Linked DNA regions of Homo sapiens: region 1 is linked to region 2. A link is a loop called in an ENCODE intact Hi-C map of the cell type or tissue named here. Cell type or tissue: dorsolateral prefrontal cortex. All regions are shown on one strand. Links, peaks and the distances in the headings refer to the core of each region. The heading gives the core; the rest is flanking DNA.

Region 1 (16,655 bases), core at 7,187-9,686, 47 kb before region 2:
ATTAAGGCCCTCCAAATGTAGGTATGCCTGATAGTTACCTGTTCTTGGCCATCTTCTGTCTGTGCACCCCTCTTTCCTCTGGCATTCTATTCCACCCCTGAAGCTTTAGTTCTCTCCTTTATGAGTTTGTCAGAAACCCTGTGTTCAGCATGCAGAGCAGGGCATAGTCCTTTTTCTTATACAGTTTTCTAGGCAAATTGGACTGCTCATCATTCTCTTGGTATGATCTGTGATTTTCCACCTTGGTGGCCTTCCTTCTCATGCCATTTCTTTTGCTCCTTCTCACCAGGCTATCTACCTAAATTTTTCAAGTGCCGTCTCAAAAGCCATTTGATCAACTCTTATAGCTAGATGTAATCTCACATGCCTTATAACACTTGTTCTGCATATCTCTACCTCTTTATCTTGTTTTCTGCCTTTAATTGGGATTTTTTAATGTACATATCTCATGTATTCAGTCATCCTCATGTCCTGACAGTGTCTTACACAATGATTTATACACATAGGTACAAAGTAAATAAGACACATTGTCAAGCTTTCTTTAGATGTAAGTATTTTCAAAATTATTTTTAAAATGACTTTCAAAGGCTTTAAACATAGACTATCAAAAAATCATTGACATTTTCTGATACATTTCTAAGTTCAAAGTTATTTGGGGAGTATCTTTTTTTTAAAAAAACAGACAGATGAGGCAACCATATATTTTATATCTTACATTACCACCTACATAGATCTTTTGAGCATTATATTAAATTATCCTAGTATATTGGAGGCTACTGAGTGGAATCATTTGCAAAGGCATCTGTGCAGTTAAAATGTTGATAAGCCAGAGTGGTTTACTAGACTCAGGTTTGATCAGGCAGGAGTAGAAATGAATTGGAATGGGGGGAATCTCAAGGGTGAGGGTGGAGGGGCAAGCAGGATAGGAAAAGGAACAGGCAGAAGGGTGGTCACCAAAGTAAGAAAGGGGAGGAGAAGACAGGGGGCAGTGGCTGAGCCAGGATGGAGCTGGAGGCTTGCTAGAAGGGGGTGATTGTTGCCAGAAGCTCTTGAACAAGGTGACATTAAAAGTTAATTTTTTTTTTTTTTTGAGCTTTTTGTCTATCTCCAGGAAAGGGAATGTCACTTCATTCCGTGTTGAACAGGGATTGTCCTGGAGGCTGTTAAATTTCTTCAGCCATTAGGATCAGCACCCCTTGATCCAAATTGTCAGATACGAGGTGGAGTTGGGGGCAAGGGGCTCTAGTTATTGAAGGTTTGTGGCTAATGTTGTATTGATGTTTTCATAGTAAAATAAACCATAGTCAAATGAAATATTTCAGGCAGTTAACTTACATGTTAGTGGTTAATCAAACATTTTTTGCTAACTTAAAAGCTAATTAGAAGACTCTTTTATCTTCATTCTTAATTTAAAAAAAAAATTCTGAACTATACTAACCTACTTTCCTTCCTTATTAAATATAAGGTTTTTTAAAAAATAATTTGAGTGTTTGTGATGCTTTAAGGTCATTGTTGAAAACTTGAATAATCATTTAAAAGCATAATAAAACCATCAAATGGATAGTTTTAGGCTGAATATATAACTGATACAAAATTATTTTTAATCAACACTCGTATCTTTTGTTTCTGTGATTGACTTGTTTTTAAGAATTGGAATGCAGAATAAACAGCTGCTAAGTAGGAGAATCTGAATTCTGGTTAATTGAAATTTTAAAGCACACAGCCAGAGAACAGAAATATTTTGTTGTTATATAGGCTCATTTATGGGAAGCCTTAATAACTAGATCAAGCAAATATTGTTATTCTGAACAACCTATTGGGAACACAGAAATTGATTCTTTATATAGAATGCTCTGTTGGAATAAGAGCTTCTCTGACTATACTCGTACAGATATTTATTGAATATTCACTCTGTGCAGGGAGGGTTCTGTGCTAGGCAGTTCAGGGACACAAAATTGAATTAGGCATGAGAAAGAGAGGACCTGCTCTGAAGGACCTTTAGAGTATAAGAGAAGAGATAAAATGCAAACACAAGCCTGTGGTACACATTCTGTATGGTTATTTAAGTAGTTTAGGGGTATTTTCAAGTCAAGAACAGACTACTTATGTATAAGTAAGCACAGTCTATATTGTGCCAAACTATTTTTTAAAATACTTAAATTTAAATTACTTTTCAAAGGATCCAAATCATAGGTATTAATATTGACATTGTCTTGCATAGATTAAAACGTATCATGTTGTTAAATAATTATACATATCTAAGATATTTTTATTTTTTTTTGAGACGGAGTCACGTGTCTAAGATATTTTATTTTTATTTATTTTTTTTTTTTTGAGACGGAGTCACATATCTAAGATACTTTATTTTTATTTATTTATTTTATTTATTTTTTTTTTTTGAGACGGAGTCACCAGGCTGGAGTGCAGTGGCGCGATCTCAACTCACTGCAACCTCCACCTCCCAGGTTCAAGCGATTCTCCTGCCTCAGCCTCCTGAGTAGCTGGGATTACAGGCACGGGCCACCACGCATGGCTAATTTTGTATTTTTAGTAGAGACTGGGTTTCACCATGTTAGTCAGGCTGGTCTCGAACTACTGACCTCGAGATCCGCCCACCTCTTGGCCTCCCAAAGTGCTGGGATTACAGGCATGAGCTACCATGCCTGGCCAGATATTTTAACATGAAATATATATAAAATAGAAAATCAAAACAAGACCTCATCTAAGATCATTTAAGCTCAGGGGATTTTCCTCTACCCACTTTCCTCTACCCAGTGTTGTGTTTTCTGTGGCACTGTTTACCAGTTAACAGGCCACTGAAACTCAGGATATTCTAATGCACATTCAGGACATAAATTGCATTAGTTGGGCAGTACTTGGATAAAACTAGGATGCTCCATGGTGTCTTACTAGATATCATAGGGGTAACATCATTTTGCTTATCATTTCATCAACACGTTTGTTAGAAAAGAGCCCATGATGATCTTACTTTTCTAGCTTACTTATATCACCTAACAGTTTTTGAAGTGCACTTAAGTGCCATTTGTTTTCGAAAAATAAAAAAGACATTAAACCACACCATAAGCCATAAGTACTAATAAAGGTTGATAGTTGGGTAAACTTATTGGGGAAACTCTAATTATTGCACGGTGCTCATGTGGGACTTTAATAAAGTACATTAAGAGTATAGGCCTGAACTGAAAATTTTCATTGAGAAGTTCATGAGAATAAAATAAAATCATAGGTGATTCTTTCCAACATCATTAAATATACCTTATTCTAAAAAAAAAAAAAAAAAAAAAAAGCATACATAGAAATCACATTCATACTTCATCTTGGGGTTTTCATCACATTATTTAACCTCTTTTCTTGATGTCCTTTAGGTGCATCCATTCTTGGTTGACAATGACATTTGCATAAAGCAGCCTGTTGGCTGCTGTCCTGTGAAGTCAACAGATATTCTAATTTTCCCTCATAGACTTATTGTTGACATATCTGGCTTTCCTCTTTCTAATTCAGGATATTATCTTTGGGTCTGTTTACTTGTGGAGGAGTTCAGTGCCATCTTTATTAAATTTTTATTGGCTCATTTGAGATTTAATATTGCCTTCCTGGGTTTCCATGCTGAGATTTATGAGGCAATAATTGACACCTTAATGATTGTGTTATTTTTTCTTTTAGAGTACGTGATAAATTCAGAGTATCTATGCTTATATAGCACCTTCCATTTATGGAGCTTTATGAGAAAAAAAAACAGCTCTCAGATTTTTATTTTTCTCTTTCATGCTTTCATCTGCCATCCTATGAGAGAGGGTCAGAAAGAACTGTAAAGAAATTTGCTCACCATTTTTCTTAGTAATTTGTAACTGCCACCCAGAATAAGAACTGTACACTGCAAGATACAGATGGAGAGAGACTCTTATGTAAAATATTCTCCTGTACAGGCTTTTCCAAATGTAATGCCCTCTTTTACTAAATCATTCATTTGGTATTTAGTCTTGTCTGTATAATACATTAATCTTTCCTAGGATATGACCTGGCTTCTCAACTATTTTATAAACTCTTTGAAAACCTAAAATTATTCTGTGGACATTCTGTGCATGAAACATGTTTGATAAAAAAAAATGTTTGATGCAATTGTCAATATAGTTTCACAAGTTTGAGGCACTGAAAGGTCACACAAAAGAACAGCAGCCTCTAAAATAGGACAGGGTTCTTTGAGCTCAAGACCATATGGCCTCTTTTGATGATTCAATCTTGGAATAAAATTTTTTTTATTTATGTATCTTTATGATAAATGAATTCTATAGAGCTTGAGAGGGCCAGAAAAGCTCCAGGTTCATGTCTGTGTGGGTCGTTTTCTCTGTGAATTAGATTTCATTTTATCTTCAATTGAATGTTTCTTAGAGTTTTCTATTGGTTGTAATATTTTTAGTAAGAGATAAAACACACTATTAGGTTTATTTTACAAAACCCAGACTTCAGAAACTGACACACACTGTTAATAGCACCTGTTTTTTGCCTCTGGGAAATGTCTGTTTTCATGAATAATATCTGCTTGCAGTAAACAGTGGCTCTGATGTCAGTATGGGATGCCCAGGGCTGATTCATCTTTCTCAGTTTGACATAATGCAAAGTGACTGACTGGTCCCTGTACTGCAGATGAGGAAAGCCTCTCAGATCTTCTTCTCTTCTCACTCCTAAAGGAATCAAGCCATGGCCCCTCTCAGCTCCTGGTGGTCTCCATTTTGCCTGAATTACGAGCAGGTGATTTGTCTCATCTTTGCAGGACACAGAGCAAATTAACATGAAAATATCGCTTCCCAGAAAACAAGGCAGGCTTGAATGCCCTGTCGCTGCTGGTCATTAGCCATCTGCCACCGACACTCATACTCTGTTTATCACATTTGAAATTCAGAGCAGATGTTGCATAATAAGGTGATCCCAAAAACAAGGCAAGAAATTCAAAGAACAAATACTCTACCATAATGATAAAGATCTTGGAAGGAAATTTTTTTCAATCTAATATCATAGCTGCACTAATTGAATAGACCATGTTTTTAAAAACACACACACATCTCTCCTGGTATTTGATGCAAACTACTTTTCATAGTAACAGGAAATAATTTTAAAAAGAAAGTACATTTGTGAAAGACACCTGAGAGGACTGTTCAATAAAGTCTCTTTAAAGAAGCAAAGTCGAATGTTGGAATAACATAGTTCTGGTTTAAAAGACCTCATAGATCAGTGATGCCATCTTTTACTGTAAGATGGGCCTTAACCTACAGCAATTTGACTTAAAATAGTTCACTCCTCACAGTATAGTAGATCTTTCAAGGCTTTTAACTTGCGAACGTGGTTTCCCAGTTTATTTTCTTTTTGGCACTCAAGACCCTGTGTTTTCTATATCCTTTGTTTTCACTGTTTACCCCTCTACAAACTCCCACCACCGCTATCAGCCTCCCACCTTCAGCATCCCTTGTCTCTCCAGAACTCTGCCCCAGCTTACCCTGGCCTTAGGCTCTCTCCAACCTGAGTCCCAAGATTCTTTCATTTTTAGTTCTTCTGCCCTTCTCCATTAATGTAGCTTTTTACAGTATTGGTTATTATAATGTTTTACCTAGTTGATTTATGCACATTGTAGACCCTTATTATGCCTTATTCAAAGTATATCACTTATAGTATATTAACTATGGTGTTTAGAGACATTCTGTTTTTTTTAAAAAACAGGCATCCAAACTTTTACCAGGAATGTGACCTATATTCTGTGGAAGACGAGCTTTTAATATAGTCTTTTGACTCCAAAGAAATATTTTCTCCACAGAAACCACAACTTTACTGCCCCTCCCCACTCTGCACCCCTCTGCCCCCACACATACTGAGAGTTTTGAAATTTGGGGTTTTTTTTTAAAGACTATACTGCTAAGCAAAAATTAAGCAGCCAGCCTGAGAGTAGACAGGGGGATAAATCAAAGCAGTGCCAGCAGCTGACCACTGAGTGGAATAGGAGAGATGATTTGAAGGATGGAAGAATAGTGAGTCAATACTGAGTATATTCCAAATTCAGGGGGAAATGTAGAGTGAGTGAGCTCTAACAACTGTGGGAGTTTATACTACTAAAGTCAGAAGCCCAGATCTAAAGTGTAGAGAGAAATAAAATCTTCAGTGTAACCTTTCTAATTAGTAAGATTTCAGTGTAATCTTACTAATAATTTCCATTTGTTTCCCTCTGCTCCAATCAGGAACATACATATTGTGCTTTCAAGTATCTTTCATTCCAAGGGAAAACTCAGTAACTCAAGCAACTTCTTAAAGGAGAACATTTTTATGCAGTCTAGATTCTGAAGACTCTCAGAAATAAATCCTTTTGCAAATTCCTAACCCTTATAGTAGCTGAAAATATCAGAAGAGAAAGAGGACAGAATTATGCATGTGTATGTATCCTAACAAAAAATATAACAGCTATTTAGTAGGTTTTTTAAAATCTCCAATCCTATAAAAAGCTACATTAATGTAAAAGAGCAGCAGAACTAAAAATGAAAGAATCTTGGGACTTAGGTTGGAGACAGCCTAAAGCCAGGGACTAAAAGGAAGCTGGGGCAGAGCTATGCAGAGCCAAGGGAACCTTTGGTGGGGTACAGGGGGTTGATAGTGGTGGTAGGGGGATAGGAAATATGGGTTTAAGAAAAGCTAGTTTCTTTCTAAAGGTACTGTAAGACTGACTCACTAAATAAATAATGACTCACTAAATAGGCAAATGACACTTAGATTCAGCTAATAACAGATAAGTTAGAATCTCTTTAGAAAATGCTTCCTCACCCTAGGCATTGAATCTGTTTACAAAGTCCATTAAAACTTGCAGGTAGTATATACCCGTTTATATCACCATGGCAACAGATAGCAGAGTGCTCTTCTGCGTAGAAGGAAGGCTATTTCTCATCTAAATTTAGCCTGTGCTAAACTCCTTGGTTGCAGTCTCTTTTTTTGGCTCTTCTTCCTCTAAACATGGGAACATCCAAGGCTTCACTGTCAGCCTTCTTCTTTTCCTTGGCTACACTTTCTAATCAAGTGATGTCATTTAGTCCAGAATCTTCAAATACCTATTCTCCAGCCTGACGTCTCCCACATGCTCTTGGTACAGATAGTCAGCTAACCATGTAAAACATTGACCGAGAATCCTCTGCCAAACTCAAGCCTTCCCTATCTGCCAGTTGTTTGAGCCCCAAGTTTAGGCATAATTCTTGATTTTTTGCTTTCCTTCACAGTCTTCATCCAATCCATCAGTAAGTGCTTTTGGTGTTATCCCCAAAAGATATCCCCAATCTGACTACTTCTCAATATCTTCATTGCTATAGTTCTAGTTTAACCCATCAACCAGCTTCCTAACTCAACACACCACTTCTGCTCCTGCCCCTTTATGGACCATCCTCTGTATAACAACCAGAGGGACCTTATTAAAGCAGAAATAAAATTATCTAACTTCCCTACTGAAAACTTAGCTCCAGTGGTTTCTCATGACCTGTAGAATAAAATCAGAAGTCCTACATGATCTAGTGCTCCCCACCCCCTGCCTTTCTGATCTGCCTCCACTCTTCCTTGGGCCCACGGTTCTCCAGCCACAGTGGCCTTCTTTCTGTTCCTCCAGCTTGCTTCTAGCTCGGCATTTGTCCGTGCTGATTTTTCATCTGTTTGGAATGCTCCACACCCTCTAGCTCATGTCATGTCTTCATCATTCCTTCTCTGACCCTCTCAGCTACAACTCCACATCTAGTTATAGTTTATCACATTACACCACATTATCCTATTTTATCTTCTTCTTCATAGCACTTAGCTGAAATTATCTCATTTATTTTTTATGTTTGTTTTTTAATCTTTCCCAACTAGATGAGACTTTAAGTCAAGACTCTAGTCCATTGCACTAGCTCCAGGGCCAGCATACTGCCTGGAACATAGGGGATCCTCAGTAAACATGTGTTTGTAACTGTACTAGGTGTTTATCTTCTAATTAACTCAGAAATGTATGCATCAATACCACCATTGTACAAGCCAGGAAATGGTACTTTTTCAAGGATAAAATTTTTAAATATTTATATTACAGAAAAATAAGCTGAAGGTATGTTGTATCTTGGCACATTCACTTTGCACTTGCGCATTCAGTTCTCTGTGGTGGGCCGGGATTCTGGGATTATCTGTGTTGTAGCTAAGAATATAGCTTGGTTTAGAAATAGTCTAAAACCAATAACTGATCCTACCAAAACTATAAGATATATTCTCCTTAAAATAGTACTAATTCCAAAAATACTAACTGAATTCCAGAAATTGTTCTTCCCCGGGGTGGGACGCTTAAATATGTTTTATACCAAGGATGGAGAACTAAGCTCAGTGAAGAGACGGATGGATGTCATGAATTTTAGACCCTATTCTCGTATCTCAGGAGTATATATCTAAAAAATAATTTTGTAGTGATACATGTTTTTCATTTTAAAATTACTTTCCCTATATCCCAATTGTATGCTGTCTTCCCCATTCCCATCACGAGAACTAGAAGCTTCAAAGGAATAAGTTATTTTTTTAAATCTTTGAAGTACTATACTATATTTATTCATTTGGATTTTATCATTCTTACCCAGAAATTTCAGATGCCCATATATATTAAGTTGAAAAAAAGGACCATTCTACTAGAGCAATTGCCAACAATTTGCAATATTGTCATTACAAAATTTTAAATCAGTGAAAGGCATACAAAGTAGGTATCCATCAGTTATCTGAGATAGTATCTTATTCCTCATTCCTAAGCAAGGTGGAAAAAATTAAACAATCGTTTCATTGCAGTTAAGTAAGTAATTACTGGTTCTAGTAAGTAATTGTTGAATGAATATGTGGTTTCACAAAAAGTTGTATAATGAAGCCTTGCAAACCCCATAGTGCCAGTTATGAGAATCTGGTGTCTTCAGTATGTAGAATAATGTTGTAGTTACTGTCATTCTGTTCTTCCTCTTCCTCATCATCACCCTCTAGAAGCAAAATTGTCCTGAAAGATTGATTCTTACGGTAAATCAAGTGAGGAGGAGAGGTTGGCCTGAATATGGATTCATATATTTAATTAAGGACTTAGCATCTGGGCACTGTGACACTTGGAGTTTAGGGAGTAAAAGAGAATTCCTTGAATGTCAGAAATGACAAAGTGGGCTGGGCGCAGTGGTGCACACCTGTTATCCCAACACTCTAGGAGACCAAGGAGGACGCATCACTTGAGCCCAGGAATTCAACAATATGGCAAAACATGGAGAAACCCTGTCTTGACAAAAAATACAAAAATTAGCCAGGTGTTGTGGTGCATACCTATAGTCCCAGCTGCTCAGGAGACTGAGGTGGGAGGATTGCTTGGGCCTGGGAGATTCAGGTTGCAGCGAACCATGATCACACCCCTGCACAGCAGCCTGGGTGACAGAGCACAAGACCTTGCCTCAAAAAAAAAAAAAAAGACAAATAAACCTTGGCTACTACCATGTAATGGTTAGATTAATTAGGATGCCTGGAAAATGGACTAAACCCAACAGGTTTTTTTTTTAAACCCAACAGATTTTGCAAAAATGAGTAACTATCTAATAAAGGGTTGATAAAGGCTTTGTAAACACTATGCTTTGTTTCTCCAAGTGTGGTCAGTGAATCAACCACCTGGGGTGCTCACTTAAAATGACAATCCTGCCCTAACTGATTCCTCATTGTCAAACATAGTCTCAGGAGGGAGTTTCTAATAAGTACCCTCTGGTGACACCAGACACTGCAGCTTAAGACATACTCCCAACCCCCGCAGTATGTCATATGACACAAGTGGGAAATGGAAAACATCTCCCTTACATTCTGAGATGACTCAGACATCTGGAATATTTGCTTGCCTGTGCATTGGTAACCCCAGCCAATCAGTAGGTTTAGGCAATCTAAGCCCAGGTGAAGTCAGGTGTGGTGCTTTACTAACGTCATTGATATGTAGGAAATTTGTTTAAAGGCACTGAAGTTTTATTCCTTAAAATGTTCTATTGAAAAATACTTACTCATTAATAGGAGATATAAATTAAAGAGATGCTTAGGAATAGGAGAATTCCAACTAAAAATTTTTAAGCCACACAAAAATCTTTCCTTTAAAAAAGTGTTCATCACTCATTCATGATTTGACCTTTGAAAGTTGCTATTTGTTTCATATACACTAATGATTTAACAGTTCTCTAGGGTCTTAAATTAGTAAACCATTACCAGACTTGCAAGTGTAATGGGTCAGAATTCCTACTCCTGTTTTATTGGTAAGGAACCAAAACTATATTAAATTTAAATATATCATAGTCATAGGTTTTTAGTGCTGACACCAATGTGGCTAAACCTAGTACTCTGAGGCTCATATATTGAAAGCCATGAGTACTCAGAATCTAATTTTCTTCTAATTGTCATTCTAGGCCTTTAGCAAATTTAAGCTAGCAGTTTTGCTGATTTTTATATTACCAGTGTTCACTGTTGTCACTGGCCATACTTGTTAATTTTTTATTTCTTGGCCAAAACCAAAGAAAATATTTATCATTCTACTGTAGTATAGTCATACCACTTTTAGATTAGAATGTTAAACCAAATGTAGCAAAGATTGGGGACTGCAAGGCATAAAATAATGTTTAGGAACTGCAACATTAAAAGATAAGTTTACTATTAAGCAATCAGATTTAGATCAATCTGGAAATAGCTATCCTCAATTTAAGATGTTCTAGGCCGGGCGCGGTGGCTCACGCCTGTAATCCCAGCACTTTGGGAGATTGAGGTGGGTGGATCACAAGGTCAAGAGTTCAAGACCAGCTTGGCCAGTATGGTGAAACCTCGTCTCTACTAAAAATACAAAAAAAAAATTAGCTGGGCATGGTGGCACATGCCTGTAATCTCAGCTGCTTGGGAGGCCGAGGCAGGAGAATTGCTTGAATCCGGGAGGCAGAGGTTGCAGTGAGCCGAGATTGTGCCACTGCGCTACAGCCTGGGTGACAGAGCGAGATTCCATCTCAAAAAAAAAAAAAAAGGTGTTCTATGAATACGGTTAGTATGGAATAAACACTTGTTAAAATTTTAATTTCACTAATATATCATATGTTAATATTTAAGTCTGGAACTGAGAAATTCACCATTACTCATAGCTGAAGACTTGAAATGTTTGTTGAGACTAAGATGGTATAAAAGCTATGAGTGAGGGCCCTGCTTCCCTCTGCTTCCTTCCTCTACCAAAATATATTCCGGGTCGGGAGGATGGGGTTCAAGAATAGGGAAGAAATAGGTTGGTGATCACAGGAAGAGAATTGGTTGAATGAGTCACAAAAAAGAAGGAGAGATTTATTTACCATAAATAAACCAAAAAGAAAGTGCTTTTTTAAAAAGCATGTGATTATGCTGAGTGTAAGTGCCTGAAACATTACATTGCTAATTCTTGTCCCCCCCATTATGATTATTACTCTGATCATAGCAATTGATCTTGTAAACCTCAAGTCCTTTAATATTTCAACCAGAAACTAAAGATGAGTTGACTTATATCTTTAGTACAAAACTATGTAAATTGAAATAAACACCACAGAAGGACATAAATATCAGTTAAGTTTTGTCTTTGACATCATCTTTTCTTAATGTTGCCACTATACTAACAGCCCATGATATGCATCTTATCTTTGCTGCAAAATCCTAATAAAAACACTTGGGAACTTGGAAGGAAGTAAAACACAAATTACATTAGAGTGAATTAAGAAAAAGAGTTGCATTTTGGTATCCTCCCAAGTGGGGAGATTTATGAGAGCATCACACATGAAGAGAAAGGACTTCTTTTTTGTTTCAACTCCACCATCACTTTCTCCACAGTTTCACTGGACTTCTTACTTTATTTATCACCAAGTTCTATAATTAACATATGGTTCATGTTATTGATTTCTCAGGTTTCAAAGTAAAATAAATTGAGCTTTCTTCCACATTTAGAATATACAGTTTTTTTAAGGAACTCTAAACAAAGGCACACATTATTTGTAAGTTGGAGAGCAGCTGCCAGAAAACAGAAAATTAGGAATGGAGTCATGAGTGAAATAATGGAGATACTGTTCAGAGGTAACCCTTTGTACAGCAGGAAATTTTCCTTAGAAAAGAAGACAGCTGAGTTTGCTTGTAAATTTTGCTAGAAACAGGCCTGATTTAGTAACATTTAGTGCTGGTTAGGAGGCTGAAGACAACACTTTCAGCTTTGGATACCAAACGAGTGGCCTGTTTTATATTTTGTACACAGTCTAAATACTTTATAGTTTCAAAAGATATGTGTGTAGGAGAGAGCTATTATTAATTTTTTAAATGATATAATAATATGTAAACAAATATTTTTCAGATCTGGTAGTAGAGTTTTCTAAGTGCGAAACAGTAGAAAATATCGCAAAGGAAATGATTCATGCATTAGACTATAAAAATTTTAGACTGAAAATATTATAAATAAAACTAAAAAGCAAATGATAAAATATTTGCAAAAACTATGGCAAAGGTTTAATATCCTTAATATATAAAAAGCTCTTACAAACCACTAAGAAAAAGGAGATTACCCAGTTTAGATATGGATAAGAACATGAACAAATTTGCAAAGATGTACATATATACAGAACGCTGGTAGACATGGGAAATGCTCAACCTCCCAAATAATTAGAGAAATGAACAATAAAAAAATGTACCATAGGGGATGATTAAATACATTATGAAAATTTATCTAGCAAAATGAATACATCTCATAGGATGATTTTTCAAAAAATCTCATATTGTTGAAGAATAATTGCCTAAAGAAATACATATATACAATATGATCCCATTTTGGGAATGTATTTCAAATACATATATTAAAAAACTAGCATGAAATTATTAACAGTATATATCTCTGTCAGGGTATTATGGGTTCCTTATAATTTATTGTTTACAATGGGTTAGTGCCATACAACATTAAAACCCTTTGACATTCCCAATAATTGACTGGTTTTGCCCTACAAAAATGACAGTTTCATATAATTCAACCCAATATTTTTATAATCCAACAAAAGGCTGTTTTAGCATACATCTTATTGGGGAATGCCCTCTATTACAGAAAAGTTGAAGTTCTCACATCTGAATCTTTATAGCCCAACATAAGAATTAACAACATAGTGTCACTTCCTTTGCTCTTAGGCAACACAAAGGGACAGGTTTTGTAAAATAATCAGTGTGTATACATTAAAAACATTCAGTACATGTTTACTGATGATGATGATATTGATAAAATAGCAAACATTGAAGGACTAGGAAAAATGATATGATAAGTTTTCTAATGAGATTTATTGACACCATTGTTATCTCCTTTAGTCTTACAAACATTTTACCATTAAATAGTATAATTGGGCTATGGAGAAATTTCACTTGATTGTAAATGGAAGCAATTGCTGATGAGAGTAAATTTTTAAATTAATGTCTGTGTACAGAATACAGTAAAGTTGCAAGCCTATTTTTACTACAATGACAGTTACTGATACAGGGATTTCTGTAACAATCTCTAGGCTTTCAATACTTTTAAAATCCTGGATTAGCAGGTACAGGGAGATTGTCCGTGAATAGATAAGATATTATGAATGCTGAATTGGTTTAATGAAGCAGTGTTAGATGTCTTTCCATTTTCAGTTTTTCTTGAAGCAAAATATTTAATTTGAGACTTGAAGTGCTAACAGCAATCTTCATTGTATGTGCATGGCCATACAGCAACATGTTTGTATATAACTCCACTGTCCACTCAAGGACAATATACATTTCTTTCAAATTAAATGGGATAAAAGGGGAAAGTGATGCCAAACAAAGGGAATTTGTGTGTATGGTTTTTTTTTAAGCTTTCTTTTTTCTTTTTTTTTTTTTTTTTTTGCCTTAAAGTCTGTTGTTCCATCCTACTGTGGCCTTTTGAAAGTATGAAGGTGAAAATAGACCAGTATGGATAACAGTAAATGAAAACTGCTGAGGACACATCACTTGCAGAAAGATAAATACCCATAGTTTTGGTAATGCCCCTGTTGGATTTAGAAAACTGGCCCCACCACACACATTTTTTAAAAAAAATAACTTTTATCCCAGACCAAATCATTTCTATAGTAGCTAAAATTGGTGTGTTCCAGACTCGTCCTGTGAGCCTATATGCCATCAAAGCAGATACACTTAAGGTGGAGGCAGCAAGCCCTGATGCTAATCTGAAACACAGGTTAAAGGAGAGTCCTATTTCACTAAGACAGAAACCACTAAGCTTTTTTGCCTCCAGCCAAAATAACAAAGTCCTAGCCTTTGGTGATTGATGAGCATGTTGCCAGGGGAAATGGACTGGAAAATCATCGCCTTGTCTTTTACTTGCCACAGGAAAGCCATAACAGAGATCTCTATTCTTCTTGTTCTGATAAGAGACCTAAGGAAGCATGAAGAAGGGCTAAGAAGCCTGGGTGTGTGTTATATTCAGCTGCTTGCTGGATTGCCTTTTAAAATACAATTTGTAGTTCCCTAACTCACAAATAGAACATGGATAGTTGGCTAGCCTTTGACAAGCCATGCAGCTTTTTAACCACAGCTTCAGCAAAGTTTTGGGGTATAAAATCAGTGTACCAAAATCGTTAGCATTCCTATACACCACCAACAGACAAGCCAAGAGCCAAATCAGGAAGGCCAGATCCCATTCACAATTGCCACAAAAAGAACAAAATACCTAGGAATACAGCTAACCAGGGAGGTGAAAAATCTCTGCAATGAAAATTACAAAACACTGCTCAAAGAAATCAGAGATGACACAAACAAATGGAAAAACATCCCATGCTCATGGATAGGAAGAATTGATATCATTAAAATGGACATACTGCCCAAGACAATTTACAGAATCAATGCTGTTCCTATTAAACTACCAAAGACATTCTTCACAGAACTAGGAGAAAAACTATTTTCAAATTCATATGGAATCAAAACAGAGCCTGAATAGCCAAGGCAATCCTAAGCAAAAAGAACAAAGCTGGAGGCATCATGCTACCGAACTTCAAATGATACTACAGGGCTGCAGTAACCAAAGCAGCACGGTACTGGTACAAAAACAGACACATAGACCAATGGAACAGAATAGAGAGCCCAGAAATGAGGCCACACACATATGACCATCTGCCCTTCCACAAACCTGACAAAAACAAGCAATGGGGAAAAGATTCTCTATTCAGTAAAGGGTGCTGGAATAACTGGCTAGCCATATGCAGAAGATTGAAACTATACCCCTTCTTTACATCATATACAAAAATCAACTCAAGAGGGATTAAAGACTTACATGTAAAACCCAAAACTATAAAAACCCTGGAAGACAGCCTAGGCAATACCATCCTTGACATAGGAATGGGCAAAGATTTCATGTCAAAGACACCAAAAGCAAAAATTGACAAGTGAGCTCTAATTAAGTTTATGAGCTCTGCACAGCAAAAGAAACTATCACAGAGTAAACAGACAACACCCTACAGATTGGGAGAAAATATTTGCAAACTGTGCATCTGACAAAGGTATAATATCCAGCATCTGTAAGGAAATTAAACAAATTTACAAGATAAAAAAATTAAAAAGTGGGCAAAGGATATGAACAGACACTTCTCAAAAGATGATATACATGTGGTCAACAAGCATATTTAAAAAAAGCTTAATATCACTGATCATTAGAGAAATGCAGACCAAACCCACAATGAGTTACCATCTCACACCAGTCAGAATGGCTATTATTAAAAAGTCACAAAATAGCAGATGCTGGCAAGGTTGTAGAGAAAAGGGAACACTATACACTGTTGGTGGGAGTGTAAATTAGTTCAACCATTGTGGAAATCAGTGTGGCGGTTCCTCAAAGAGCTAAAAGCAGAACTACCATTCGACCCAGCAATCCCTTTACTGGGTGTATACCCAGAGGAATAATGAATCATTCTACCATAAAGACACATGCATGTGAATGTTCATTGCAGCACTATTCATAATAACAAAGACATGGAATCAACGTAAATGCCCATCAGTGACAGACTGGATAAAGAAAATGTGGTACATATACACCATGGAATACTATGCAGCCATAAAAATGAACAAGATCATGTATTTTGCAGGAACATGGATAGAACTGGAGGCCATTATCCTTAGCAAACTGATGAAGGAACAGAAAACCAAATACTGCATGTCCTCACTTGTAAGTGGGAGCTAAATGATGAGAACTTATGAACACAAAGAAGGGAACAACAGACACTGGAGTCTACTTGAGGGTGGAAGGTAGGAGAAGGGAGAGGAGCAGAAAAGATAACTGTTCAGTACTGGGCTTAATACCTTGGTGATGAAATAATCTGTACAACAGACTCCTGTGACACAAGTTTACCTATATAAAAAATCTTCACATGTACCCCCAAACCTAAAATAAAAGTTAAAAATCAATATTACAGTACTTTGTTATCAGAAAGCACAGATCCTTAAAGACTATATTGGCAGTGAACTTTTTTAAAAGGCTCGGGTTGCATTATATAGTATATTTTGGAAATGTATTTGTTTAAGAGATTAGCATTTCCAATTCCATGACTTCTTCCTTTGTGTTTTTTTCCAGGCCTGTGTTTCAG
Region 2 (14,608 bases), core at 143-2,642:
TTTAAATCTGTAACTGATAAGATTCCCAATATTGCTTTATTTGAGATCATTAACTTATTTAATACCAGAAGTATTACAAAAATTGCCAGGGAAAGCATCAGGAAGAATAGCTAATGAATACTGGACTTGATACCCAGGTGATGGGATGGTCTGTGTAGCTGACCACCATGGCACACGTTTACCTATGTAACAAACCTGTACATCCTGCACATGTACCCTGGAACTTAAAGTTGAAGAAAAAAAAATTACTTACATCCCCTTCCTGTGCCTCTGATGATATTCCTTCCTTACTCTGACCTCAGTGTTGATAGCATTTAGTAACACTAACGGAACCTCGTGGATTCAGAAACTTTGATAAGCCTAGGGGAGAAAATCAATGAAATGGAGTTGTGGCTTTCAGTCAACAAATAATTACTGATCACTTTCTATGTGCAGACGCTGTCAGTGAAGCTGAGGGATGATGGTGAATGGAAATGGACAAGGTCAGAGAGCTTACAAGCGAGATGGAGAGATAGATCTGAATCAGATAGTCACACAAAGAAATGTCTAGTTAGAAACAGAGATAAATGCAATAAAGGAAAGGGATATGGTTTTATGAGGCCATATGATAAGGCTCAAGAACCTGCCTAGGCTAAGGGCCAGGGAAGCCCTCCCTCCTTACCCAGGTCAAAATGTGGGATGCTTAAAGAGGTCACCAGCATCCTCCTGTTGAACGCGCCTGGATGTGGGCCCTGTGAATGTGCGCGTCATGCAATTCGTGCTTGGGGTGTGTGTGTGTGTTTGGAATAACTCATTCCACGGCACCCAGTTGGCACCACCAAGTGACAAAGTGAAGCAGGACCAGAGATCGGAGAACAATGTCATCTTTTACAGGAGAAAATAAATTGTTTATGCTTGTTTCCTCTTCGTGCGTGTTGTATTTACTATGGAGACCTGGCAGGGTTTGTGCCTCGGCTTGGGCAGCCGAGTAGCTCCCACAGAAGCCTCCAAAAGCTGCCAGTGCATACTGAATAAATCAAACCAAGAACATTACATGAGTATAATGGAAAAAACCCAAAGCCCCGTCGCCTCGGCACCTCAGCGAAAGTGCAGGACACACCTCTGAAGCAGGAAGGGCTCCTGTGACTCCTTCCCCTCTCAACATCTTGCCATGACACAACCAGGTCTGTTTTGTTAAAACATCCAGTTGCCAGTACATATTTCATAGTTAACAATGGAGGGTTTGTGCCGGTTTCGTTTTCACTTTCACCAGTGAGGGAAGTGGAACACAATGGGGGCAGTGCACAGAGCTGGGAACAGGACACGTTTTCTTTAGGATTCCCAGGGCTGGGTACATGGAAAATGCCAGAGCCAAAACAAACATGAAAACCCATCCAGATTCTCCACTGCGCGTTCTCAGTGGTAATAAAACACATTTGAGTTACCATCTGATAGGTTAGCTCTGCCTCCACGGTGAAGGCAAATATCGATGACCACTGTGAGAATTTCTGCCATGTAGAAAGAGAATGTATTCCATACTGCACAGAAAGCTGCTGTTGGTGCATGTGCATGCATGTGGCTATCTAATTGCACCAAGTGGATTTGCGAAGTGAATCAAATGACTGATTCCCTTGTTTATAAAAGATAGTCATTCATTTGACTCACCTAATTCTAGCTCCTTCATAAGTGGTCACTGTTGCGAATTAGTTCTGGACAAAAACAGTTCAACTGTAATGCTACTGCCTGGAGGATGTTTTACTCGGAGAAAGAGCCAGAAGTTCCTTGCTTTTTTCCTACATTTGTTCAGCCAGCATCTATCAGGGTATGATACAGAGAATCTGGTTGTCTGTCTTTCTTTCTTTCTTTTTCTTTTCTTTCTTTCTTTTTCTTTTCTTTTCTTTCTTTTCTTTCTTTCTTTCTTTTTCTTTCTTTCTTCTTTCCTTTCCCTTCCTTTCTTCCTTCCCTCCCTCCCTCCCTTCCTTCCTTCCTTCCTTTTTCCTTTCCTTTCCCCTTCTCCTTCCCCTTTCCCTTTCCTTTCCCCTTTCCTTTCCTTGACCAGGTCTTGCTGTGTCGTCCAGGCTAGAGTGCAATGGCACAGTCATAGCTTAGTGCAGGCTCCAACTCCTGGGCTCAAGCCATCCTCCTGCCTCAGCCTCCCAAGTAGTAGGACTACAGGTTCACACCACCACGCCCAGCTACGTTCTTTTTTTTTTTAAGAGATGGGGGTCTCATTATGTTGCCCAGGCTGATCTCAAATTCCTCAAGCAATCCTCTTGTCTCAGCCTCCCAAAGTGCTGAGATTACAGACATGAGCTACCATGCCTGGGCCTGTTTTTCATACGGACACCCTATATGATGCCATTCAAAATCTCAAAAGCCTGAGGCCAAACTGGATATAAAGACTAAGCATTGTCTTAAGATTAATGAGACCATATGCTTCAGAAAGTTTTTCAAGTAAAGGGCTTCTCAGGGATCCAGAAGATGAAAAAACATTTTGCCTCCTACATTTAACATTTTTGGGAATATGCCTCTGTGCTAGTTTAGGGGCTTCTCTGAAGAGTTCTATTTAATGAGATAATTCCATCTCCCCTAAATTTGCTTAACTCAACGCAAGTGTTATATTCATACTCATAGGAGTATGAGACATGGTCCTTGGAATTGAATATAAAGCAACATTTCAATAATTTGGATTTTTGTGTCCTCTTTAATTCTTTGGACACGTGAGCTGCTTGTATTTTAGAGCTGTCACTGCTTCCTTTTAAGGAAAGGAGAGGTGGCAATATTTTGCTTAGGCTTTGATAATATCATAGTGTAAGTTTCTGAGTCAAGATAATGTTTCTCAAATTCTGTAACATTGGCCATATCCATTTTTATTCACTCAGTCCAAATAATGTATTTTAGCATTTCCTACAGTGCCTTCCTTGCACGAGGTGGGCACTTGAGTACATGGTGAATGAATGAATGAATCCTTACGATTCTCCAGTGCCTAGAGAATGAACTGTAACTCTACAGCATGGCATACAAAGTTTTTTGAAGCTCAGCTCCAACCTACCTTTCTGTCTTTCCATCGCTTCTACCCAAAGTGGTAAGCACATAACATAAGCACATATTCTTTATCAGTTTTTCACTATTCTTTGAACTTAATTGCTTTCACAACTCCCTGCTTTTACAAATGAATCAATGAATGGATTTCCTACTCTGCATTCTCCATGTTGCTGCTTGTGTCATTGCATCATCAATTATAAGCATCCAAAAAAATTTTTTTAATTTGTTTTAGACACAACTTTCAACTAATCTTCCCAATTGCCTGCGTCACTCCTTGATAATAACTTGAGCTCTGAGGGAGTAACATTTACACTTTGAATGTGTGTCTGGGCAGCCATTCATAACCTTCAGATAATTATTGTGCTTCATCCCTCTTTATTTGAGATCACAAACCTTGCCAGATCTCCTGACTTGTGCACTTAGATGTTCTGTATGTTATGCTTTTATTTTAAAGCTAAGATCCCTTGGGATCTTTGGAGAAACCATAGTGTCCCAAGAAGGGGTTGAAAATCTCTGCATTGCAGTTTCCCTTAGTCATTTTATCTAGTCCATTTGGGTCCTTGAGAAGATTAAATTTATGATCCTGTTATCTGTGTAGGTCTCTCCAAAAGTTGAGCTCAGACTTTTATACAATTACTTTGTAGTGCCGGATTTTCTGATGCATTTATTGACTTTATTGCTAATCTTCCCAATGCATTTCTAAATGATAGTCTTTGGCTGCTGAACCATTCCTCTTATTGCTCCTGCTTTCTGCTTTCCCCCTCTCTAGGGATTGAAACCCAGGGTGAGTGACATTGTTGCACCCAGCATCTATCTACAAGGATACTGATGATTTTTAAATCCTTCATAAATTTGAATGTTGAACTTTACTGTTGGCTGTGGAGGAATAATCTACCTTCAAATCTCAGGGAAACATCCAAAAGAGAAAAGGGGAAAGCGTAGGAGAATTTACTTTAGCGCTGCTCATATATTTATTTTGAAGGCTGGCAGAATCTAAAAATGGGGCTGTAAATTTAACAGCTCAACCATAAAAACCCCAAAATAAGGGAGAAAAAGCTCTACTACTTCAGGTTTGGATACTGATATAAAGTTACAAGATTCATTTTCCTCTTCTGTCTTAAATTCTTTTTAAAAAATTTCTAGCACTGTCCTTCCCTTTCTTTTTTCCCATTTCGATTTTTAATAATTACTTTTTTAAATGTTACCAATGCTTTGAAATGTACGGAAGTGTTTTATAAATACATGGCTGGCATATTTCAGTTGATAGATTTCATGGTGACGTTAAATACTATCTGCACCTTATGTAACGCTGGATGATTTCAGTGAGGTAGGGACTGCACATGGTATCAGTTCTTGTGGGAAAATATGCTTCAGTGGCTTACTGGCACTGGTTTTGGAATGTGGCATTTAAAAGTACCTTTTTACAGTGGGAAAGAATTCTGTCAAGAATAAACAGTCTGACCTTGTTAAATGGGCCAAAGTCTGTCTGTAACCTAGTTCCAGAAAACTAGCTTTTACTAGTTTAGAAAAAGCAGATTAGAAAAAGAAAAAAAAAAACTGTAAAACTTTTATAAAGTAAAGCATTTAAAAGCTACTATCAAGAATGTGAAATAAATTCCTAAAATGATGGTCTTCACATATATTCATGAGAATGTCCTTACCTGTCTATAAAATCCCATTTTTGCAGAATGGATGAAAGATCAAGACTACAGTTAGTCAGAAAAGGAGATTTTCTTTTTCCTGGAAAGACAAGACTGGCATGTAGAAGGGAGCTGTGGGAACAGCCATACAACATGGACCACTGTGGGAAACAAGCCCGTTTGGGGAGGTGAAGGAGTAAAAATTCCCAGTGACTCCCCATTGCCCACACACTCAAGTCTGTATACTCTGAGCTCCGGAATGCAGCAGTCAACTGTTCCTAACCTTTCTCTCCATTCTTGCTTTCCCACCCACACCAAACCCATCTCCACACACCCTATGATCTTGCTATCCAGACCTTTTTGCTCCTTCTTGAAAAATCATGCCATTAGATTTTATGCTTCCGTGTCACTAAACATTCTCTCTGCTTAGATTGCCTTTCCCATTCCCAGCCTAACAATCTCCTACTCATTCTTCAAGACTCAGATGCCATCTCTGAAGTCTGCCCAACTCCCCAGGATAAAGTTAAGTACCTACCCTCCCGTGCACTTTTGATTTGCCTGTAATATAGTAGTTCTCATATGGTAGTATCCCCATTTGTTTGACTTCTGTCTTCTATTTTTAAAAGATTAACATTGCAAAATAGCCATTTCAGCACTTCAGGTAACAACACACAGGCACATGGTAGCTGCTCAGTGAGTGTTTATAGAGTATATGTGGGTGGTAAAATAGGAGGTTTCTGAGTAGAGGAGGTAGAGGAGGACTGAGGTTGGGAAGGGATGCTGTTCTTTAAATATTGACTTCCCTGAAAGGTGCCATTGTGGTTTGTATCTGCATCCATCTTGAAATTTAAACACCAAGAATTAAACTTATTTTGTTAGTCACTTTCATTGCTAAAATCTTGTGTTTATATTTAGAAGATATTCTGGAAAACCAAAGTTACTGCATTTTACACAAATGCATGACTAGTCAGCTGGTTGGATATTGTCAAGAGTGCACAAGATCTCAGTGATACTAGTTCTTTTTTTTTTTTTTTTTTTTTACTTTTTTTAAATTTTGAGGACTTAAAACAAATTGACTTGGTATTTAAAGTTATATTTCTTCAGCTTTCAGTACAGAGCAACAGAGTAAATGGAAGCTTAATCAGTGATACTCATTCTAATCATAACCACTTTTAATGTTAAATGACTAATTTATCAATATTAATTTAAGTCAGGGAACATTTTTAATGGAGTTGTAATAGAAACCAAATCTTGGGTTCAAAAAACCAATATAGCTTTAATAAAACTGCATAAATGTTTTAAAAATCAAATATGTAAAATCAAGTAATTTGCATATGGGCTTTGGCAAAGTTTTTCAAAAGCTGCCTATGCATTTAAAATATGATTTACTAGATTAAGATGCATTTTAAAAGACTTTACAGGTTTATGTATATTATGTAAAACTACTTATACTGTCTGGCCACTGTAGTTTTTACTTGATATACATTCAAAAATATTGTATTAGGAAAAGCCACAGATAGCCCATTGTGAATTGTAAAGTGTTAATGTCAACCGGGCGCAGTGGCTCACACCTGTAATCCTAGCACTTTGGGAGGCTGAAGCAGGCAGATCATGAGGTCAGGAGTTCGAGAGCAGCCTGGCCAATATGGTGAAACCCCGTCTCTACTGAAAAAATACAAAAATTAGCCAGGTGTGGTGGCGCATTCCTGTAGTCCCAGCTACAGGCTGGGGCAGGAGAATCGCTTGAACCCAGGAGGCGGAGGTTGCAGTGAGCCAAGATCACTCCAGCCTGGGCAACAGAGTGAGACTCCATCTCAAATAAATAAATACATACATACATACATACATACATACATACATACATACATACATAGGATTAATGTCTAAAGAAGAGAGAAACTCACATGTTCTTATACCCAAACTGTCCACTGTCATGCCTTTTATTGGCAAGTAGATGTTAAAAATGTAGCACAATATTTAAGATTTTGACAAGATTGAATAGTCCATTTAAAGTAAGAAAAGCTTTCAAGAGTGACCTCAGCAATTTTACACAAGTTGAAATAAAATCTTGTCTTTATCTTTTCTTTGTATTTATTGTTCTATCTTTATTTCTATAACGACTTCTTGGTTTTAGGATGTGGGGCTGAAAAACTGCATTTAAAGGTCATGTTGCTGCTACTATATGCACAGTACAATTTGTATTTTCCATCAGCTTATCATTTGTAATTTTTGTACTCCTGTTTTTAAAGGCATCAAATTTTTTCAATAGTCGATTGTAGTTCTCAAGTATTGTTAGTCCCATAATATTTTAGAAAAATAAGATATTCATCAATTGCTTTATTTTTAATTCACATGCATTTACTCAGTAATTTTGTTTTTAGAAATTTGGTCTTAGTAGACAATTTTTTAGAGAGAAATAGCCCCATTTATAAGATAGAGTTCACCAAATCCAGTGGCATTTTTTGCAGGTTCTTCCACATTCCCTTTGTAGCATTTGTATATGCGAGTCCCCGCTCCCTTAAACTCTCATGGTTCTTTTTTTTTTTTTGGGACGGAGTCTTGCTCTTTCACCCAGACCAGACTGCAGTGGCGCTCTCTCGGCTCACTGCAAGCTCTGCCTCCCGGGTTCACAGCATTCTCCTGCCTCAGCCTCCTGAGTAGGAGGCTAATTTTTTGTATTTTTAGTAGAGACAAGGGTTCACCGTGTTAGCCAAGATGGTCTCGATCTCCTGACCTCGTGATCTGCCCGCCTCAGCCTCCCAAAGTGTCACGGTTCCTTCTTCAGTTTTTTTGTCTGCATTCTTTGTTCATTGCTAAAATTATTTTAAAATTTGAACATTCCACCAGTGTGGTGGTTAACGCATGTAATTCCACCACTTTGGGAGGCTGAGGCGGGCAGATTGCTTGCACCCAGGAGTTTGAGACCAACCTGGGCAACATGATAAAACCTTGTCTCTACAAAAAATAAAAAAATTAGCCAGGCATGGTGGTATGTGCCTGTAGTCCCAGCTACTTGGGAGGCTGAGGTGGGAAGATCGCTTGAGCCCAGGAGGTAGAGGTTGCAGTGAGCTGAGAGATCATGCCACTGCACTCCAGCCTGGGTGACAGATAGACACTCTATCTTAAAAAAAAAAAAAAAAAAAAAAAAAAAAAAATTTGACCATTCCAGGTAGGTAAAAAAATGAAAAGGGAAAATCCTCAATGATCCTTCCTTCCAGAAAAAAAGCCACTATTAACAGTTTGTTAAATGAACTTTTATATTTTTTGCTACTTGTATACAACCCTCAGTATGGGTGTGCATGAGGGTGGATGTGGATGTGCCTATAATAGTATACATACAGGTTTTCTGTTTGTTTGGGATTTCTTGTTTACTTGTTTCCATTTATTTATCCTAGGCATTTTGTCCATATCTAACATATATTAGCCTGTTATTCTTTTTCTTACTTTCACTGTGTAAATTTACATAATATTTTTACCCAGTCTCCCAGGATGAACACTTGGGTGGTTTCTCATTTTTTGGCTGCAGTGAACATCTTTGGGCTTATGTTTTTTTCACTGAAATACTAATTTCTTTTAGGATAATTATTTAAGAAATGGTACTACCAGGACAAAGGACAAAGAATGCACATTCAAAAATTTGATAATGCCAAATTGTTCTCCAAAAGGGTTTCAGCTCCTACTCCTGCACTCCTTAACTGAATGTGAGAGAGCTCACTGCTTTGTCTCTCCTGAGTGCCTCTGGCCATTGCCTTTGCTGGCGCTTTCTGCTCTTCCTGTCCTCTAATAAAGCATCCAGCATGTTCTGACTTCAGCCCTTTCTGTGTCTGACTCAGGTCCATGGCTGTAACTTTCATCTCCGTGCAGAGGTGTCCAAGTCATCCGTCTGCCCGGGTCTCCTCTGAGTATCAGCCCTCATCTCTGCTTTTCCCCACCTCTCCATCTGGTGTTCCATGGCAGTAGAAACAGATCATAACAAAAAGATCACTCATCAGCTTCTCCTTTCCTAGGCAATTCTGCTTTGGTCTCCTTTGTTTAACTTCATTACTGGTAATCACCAAAGCTAGAATCTTCAGATTTTTTTCTGGACCCATTTATAGCATCATATATTTAGTTACAAGTACAAAATATCCAATCAAAGTGTCTTGAATAATAATAACGTTTAAATCTGATATAAGAAGTCTGGAGATAGGTAATTCTGCAATTGGTGCTGTTGCTTGATGGTATCATCTTGGTTCCGATAACCGAATATTGGGAAAATACCATTCCTTCTTCTTTGGTTAGTTGAGAGTGTCATCCCTCAGGGCCTCAAGATGGCTGCCACAACTTCAAAAGCATTATATCACATACAACAGTATTCTAAGCAGTAGGTGAGGAAGCAGGGGCCAAAAAGGGTTTTATTGTCTCTTTAATCAGGGAAGACAATCTTTTCCAAAAGCTCTTTTCAAACTTCCACTTTAGGTTTCATCACTCATAATTGAATCCCGTACCTACCCATTGACCAATCAGTCTGTAGATAAGCATATTGCTACCCAAAAGAAAATCAGGTTATGCTAGCCAGGAAAGCAGGGGATGGCTGTTGGGTGAACAACGAATGTACAGGCCCTTCATTAGTCTAGAGATACACCCCCACCAAGGCAGCAGGGCCACTGTATAGGTAGGAACATCTGCTGTTGGTTTCTTTCAGAGGCGCACTGATATATTCACCAATCTCTAATAAAATGTTTTATAAAGCACAGTGCATTTTTCCTTACGTGCTCCACATATGTTGAAAGCAGAAAGCTTTAGAGTTTCATGGAAATGTTGATTAGACTAAGAATGATTGCTTACCACACCCACCAGGACTATGATTCCTTAGATTCCTTAATAATAGCAATCAGCAAACACTTTTTGAGTATGAGCCATCTATCAGCAATCAGCAGGTAACATTCTTCTCAGGCAAATTCAGGAAGCTAAGGATTGCTTTTAAAAACAGTGAGGCAATAAGAAAAATTATGTTAAACTAAGAACTTTTAAAAAGATGTGAATTTCATTAATATTATTTACGTAATTTATATTACATAAATAGTATGTTTGTTATTAATATATTCATATGATTAAAAGTAATATTCAGTATTTGGATGCATAAATAAAATACATATATGTATATATGTGTATGTTTTTTTAGTTACATATATGTATATGTAAATCTGAAGTTGCCTCTACAACTCTTACCTAGCCAGATAAACCCTGGTGAATCTAGGAGACAAGCATTGTTAGATCTAGGAGAGTCAGGGAAGGCTTCTCAGGGGAGCTAATTTTTGAGGCAGGCTTACAAGTGAGGAGGAGTTTGCCTGGCAAAGCACAGGGAAAGGTGTGTTCTAGGTATGGGGTTGAGAAACATCAGCTCATGTTCACACACACAACGGCAAAGCAGCAAGAAGTATGTGGGTTGTTGAGCAGAGTGCTTTAAAACCTTTTTTACCCTAAAAAAAAGCAGTCTACTACAATGTGATGAGTGGATTGGTAGGGAGGATTTGGTGTGAATTAAGAAATTGATGGCAGGGAAACCAGCGTGGAGGCTGTTTTAAGAAAGATGTGTGACGAGGGGCTACGTGAGAGCAAGAATGAGATGGGACAGAAACTGGAGGCTGTTAAATGTAGATCCGGGGAAAACATGTTCATGTCAAAATCTGATATGAAATTTACTTTATGAGATAAATAAGAAATAAAAATATATTTATTTAAATCAAATAAGTGTCTCTGGTCATAATTGCCTTCATACTGTACTGTTGTGGATGTGTCCTGACACATGCTCAGAACATAGTAGCCACTACTGATGTAATCACTACTATTTTTACTGGCAGTGGTATTGAATATGTATAGTAATTTCTCCTGGTATGATTAACATTTTCATTCAAAACGGAACAAATTGTATAATGAAGAATCTCTATATGACATCTCACTAGTAGTTGTATAAATCAGAAATTTTCTAGTGGTTTAATGTTTATCCCAATTGTAATTCAGATGAATCTATCATGAAATGACTTTTTTTTCTTTTACAAACAGAGCCTTTTAAAAAATATATTTCTTTTTATCAGGACTTAAATGATAGATGTTTTACTTTATTGGGCCTAAAGTGCCAGTGACATGGTTATGTTCTAATTAATTAGCCACCTATCTTTCTGTTTCTCCTTTTTCCTCCACATAATCCAGATTTTGCTAAAGTTGGCAAATTGTATACCTCACTTGTGGTCGTTATATGACTAAACCCTAATGAGGGTTATGTAATGTAAACAGCCACAAAATACCATAATTTACTTTTTTCCTTAGACAACAAGCACCTTGAGGGAAGAAACGGGCGTCACATAGATTATGCTCACCAAATAGCAATTGGTAATGATGATGCACTTTGAAGCTGTTTATGTCTATTATAAAAGTAATATATACTCATTATAGTCAAATTTGTGTGGTCTTGGTTTATCTCCATTCTCCATTCTTGGTTCACCTCATCCATTCATTTCTCTAAAATGGTAACACAGATTAGTTTCTCAATTTCAAAAGTCAGATAATCAAACTGGGGTTTCAAAGAAAGTTGTAAATTAGTAAAGAAAAGCGTCAAATTTTTTTTCAGCCCTTTTTCGATTTTTCTCTCCTTGGGGCTAATTACCTTCATTCACCCGTCTTCCCTCACTATTCCTAAAGAATAACAAGTTTAGAAATTAGATATTGGATATAATCCAGTAAGAGTCTGTTCAGTTTGAGGATTTTTTAAACAACTAAATATGCCTAAAAATTTCATCATCACCACTGTGTGTCTTCCTCCATCTGCTCATCTGCTGCCCATAATATCATACACTTGATAATGGCTGTTTCTCTTAAGAGAATAATGTCATGTTCTTGAGGCCAGAGATTGTTAAGTTGGAAGAGTCTGGGAAGACAGCAGAATTTAAAACATTATATACCTAGCATTCTTTCTAATACTACATTTATTTATCTTGTGAGAGAGAAAGAGACTGTGAGTGTGTGTGTGCGCATGCACGCACGTTTTCTATATCTCATCAGGTATTTGTGAATAAATAGTTCACACCCTTCCAAGAGAATAAGTCCTTTCTTTTCTTTAAACAGTGACTCCATTGATGTTGTTTTAGAATTTCTTCCCTTGTTTCTCACTTCCTTCTTGGCAACATTGTTTCTGAAGTCTTGAATTGATTCAAGTGTTCCTGGAATATTACTTTTTCTCTCCTACCATTTTCAAATATAGGCAAAGAGATAATTTTTTTGAAAAACATTGCTTCCTTCAAAAAGCAGTATAACGGCTATTATACACAGTATAATACCACAGTACATGGTTAAAGGGACGTATTCTGGAACCAGATCTTTTATACAAAGTTATTTTGCAACTTAACAAGCTGTGTGACCTTAAATAAGTTCTTTAGCCTCTCTGTATCCTGGGTTTCTTCTCTGCTAAAATAGAGAAAATGACAGTACCTATCTTAATAGGATTGTTGTGGGAATTAAATGAGTTAATACATGAAAAAGTGAAGTCCTATAATTAAATTATGTAATAGTAATACTCATCTTTGAACCTGAATATGAAGACAGGTAAAGAAATGAATATAAACCAATGAAACCATTTTATTACTGTTAATCAGTTACTTAGAAATCACTTTTACTAAAGTTTAGATTACTAACATCTTAGGGAGACCATTCTCTCTTTTTTCATTATTATTTCTCAAAAGAGAGAGTGTTTCTGGTATTCCTGAAATGATTATGCTGAAGAAATCTTTCCATTATCAGTTATTTAAACAATGTTGAAGTCTGGGGAAAAATAAAATGTATTTTTTCCAAGGCTACACACGTATCTATTCTTCGAATACAGGAAATTGAATGCACAAATCCAGACAGTTGCAGAATTTTCACTGAGAATCTAAGAATGAATCAGTGTGTTATTGTGAATGGACTGTATAGGCAGTATTAATTGCTTTGCTTTCAGGCACCATATCTCAGTGTGAGATCTCAGAGTCCCAGAAATCCAGTGGTGTTTCTTCAGTCTTTGTTCCTTGCTTACTTTCAACCACTAGGCAAGTAGTTGAGGATGGCACAGAAAAATTGAGTTGTGGCCCTGGAGCACAGACCTTCATGGTTGTGCTTTTCTTCTTTACCACCCACAGGACAAATTCTACAAAGACAAGAAAATTGTTTTTCACGAAGGACATTTTGTGTATTTAATCTCTATAGAGTGGAAGGCAGATGACTGGAAAGTAACAGCTCATTAATTATGAAAGTAAATTTCTTTCCCTACTGTAGTCAAAATTAGCTTTTTTAAAAAGACAGGGTCTCACTGTTTTGTCCAAGCTGGAATGCAGTGGTACAAACACAGCTCACTGTGCAGTCTCAGCCTCCTGGGCTCAAGGCCATCCTCCCACTTTGGCCTCCCAAAGTTCTGGGATTACAGGTGTGAGCCACCACGCTGGCCAAAATGAGCATTTTAATGTTATTTCTGTACTGAGCCATTTTGTATTCCACCGATCACTTCCTCTTGGGAATAGGTGGTAGTTAATATTCAGAAAGGTTCATTTCCCAAATAGGTTAGATTATTCTCCAGTGAATAAGTGACTCATTGTACTATGGATTAGGAATTAATGTCACAGATAACATACACTTCTTTCACATAGTCTGCTTAAGATGTGTCATATAAGAACTCTTTCAGCTATTAACCTTTCAAGAAAGTTAAAAGAAATTCCTGAGGCTTTCAGCCCAGCCCTTGTATAACCTGCACTGTCTTGTTTTGTTTTACAAAGCCATGCAGGAATGCCCCCCATTCAGAAAAGGAGTTGGTACCTAGACTAATAACTGAGTAGCACATTCAACCTGCAATTCTGGAAAATTTGTATTTAGCATTTCATACAATTGCTTATTCTCTAATTTAGTCTTTAAGAACATTTGTCTTAATATTGCTCTTATCTATCTAGTGCCCAATTCAGGATTCAGTTAAGCCACAGTACCATCTCCAAAGAAAACGTACCCTGGCTTTTTTCAGATTCAAGGTAAAGGTGTGGTTTGGCCACATAAGTAGTGTTGTGTAGAAACATAATTCAGGAGCTTCTGCAACATGACCTGACTGGGATCCACCTTTCTTTGGATGCTTCCTGCTCTGAATGCCCACAGCACTTCTTAAGCCACCCAATTCATCCTTTACATGAAACCTTTCACTCTCTACTTAGGTTTCATGTGATTTCCAAGTTTTTTTAATGCTGCTCAAAGCTCTTTGAGACCAGGAACAATGATTTGTGTTTGCTAAGCATGCCTTAGCATGGACCCAAAACGTAGGAGAAGGTTGGTTACTTGGTGAACAACTACTTGTTATATGCTTCCTCTCTTGGTGCCTGAAGGACATCGTAGTAAAAATACTTTGGATATTCTGGATATTTTGTTACTATTTTGTGTATATATGGAATTCTAAGTACACAGTATACTAATGAGGTAAAGAAATTTTCACAGAAGCAAAAACCAAGAGAGTTTACCACTACCAAGAATTTTCTAAAGGATGTACTTCAAAAAGAAAGAAAATAATCTCAAAAGGAATGCCCGAGATGCAAGAAAGAATGTCGAGTACATAGATTGGTAAAAATGTCCAAACAGATTCTTAATCACAGTAAATGTAAATGGACAAAACTCACCAGTTCGATGGCAAAGAATGTTAGATTAGATTTTTAAAATATTTCTCTAAAACCAAGTCTTTGCTTTTTCAAGAAACACCTAAAACTGATCCTCTGTTGAAGGGAACATAAAATGATACTCTACTTTAGAAAATAATTTGGTATTAACTATACAGTTTAACATGCTTATACCATGAAACCCTGCAATTCCATGCCTTAAGTTACATACCTTAGAGAAATTCCTGCACATGTGTACCAAGAGTCATATTCAGGAATACTCTGCAGCATTGTTTGTAATACCAACAC

The links. Peaks named below come from ENCODE experiments on the same cell type or tissue, not always from the same donor. Only the 100,000 strongest peaks of a DNase experiment are listed, where the experiment ranks them.
Region 1: it touches region 2 in a loop (2.2-fold over the local background); 10 of 110 quality-filtered maps call a loop at or near these places.

The regions. Positions count from the first base shown.
Region 1 is chr7:92,756,969-92,773,623 of GRCh38, reverse strand. All of the region lies in intron 3 of CDK6 (cyclin dependent kinase 6), which reads left to right. Among named protein-coding and RNA genes, the nearest start is that of CDK6-AS1, 71 kb to the left of the region's middle. RefSeq lists enhancers at 4,544-5,083, 8,885-9,512. In dorsolateral prefrontal cortex, for the core only: no CTCF peak of the experiment used is centred there; no DNase peak of the experiment used is centred there; H3K27ac peaks cover 1,291 bases.
Region 2 is chr7:92,704,764-92,719,371 of GRCh38, reverse strand. All of the region lies in intron 4 of CDK6 (cyclin dependent kinase 6), which reads left to right. Among named protein-coding and RNA genes, the nearest start is that of FAM133B, 120 kb to the right of the region's middle. RefSeq lists enhancers at 1,125-1,424, 1,445-1,494. In dorsolateral prefrontal cortex, for the core only: CTCF peaks have their summits at 1,267 and 1,559; DNase peaks (open chromatin) are centred at 831 and 1,251; H3K4me3 peaks cover 2,030 bases; H3K27ac peaks cover 2,500 bases.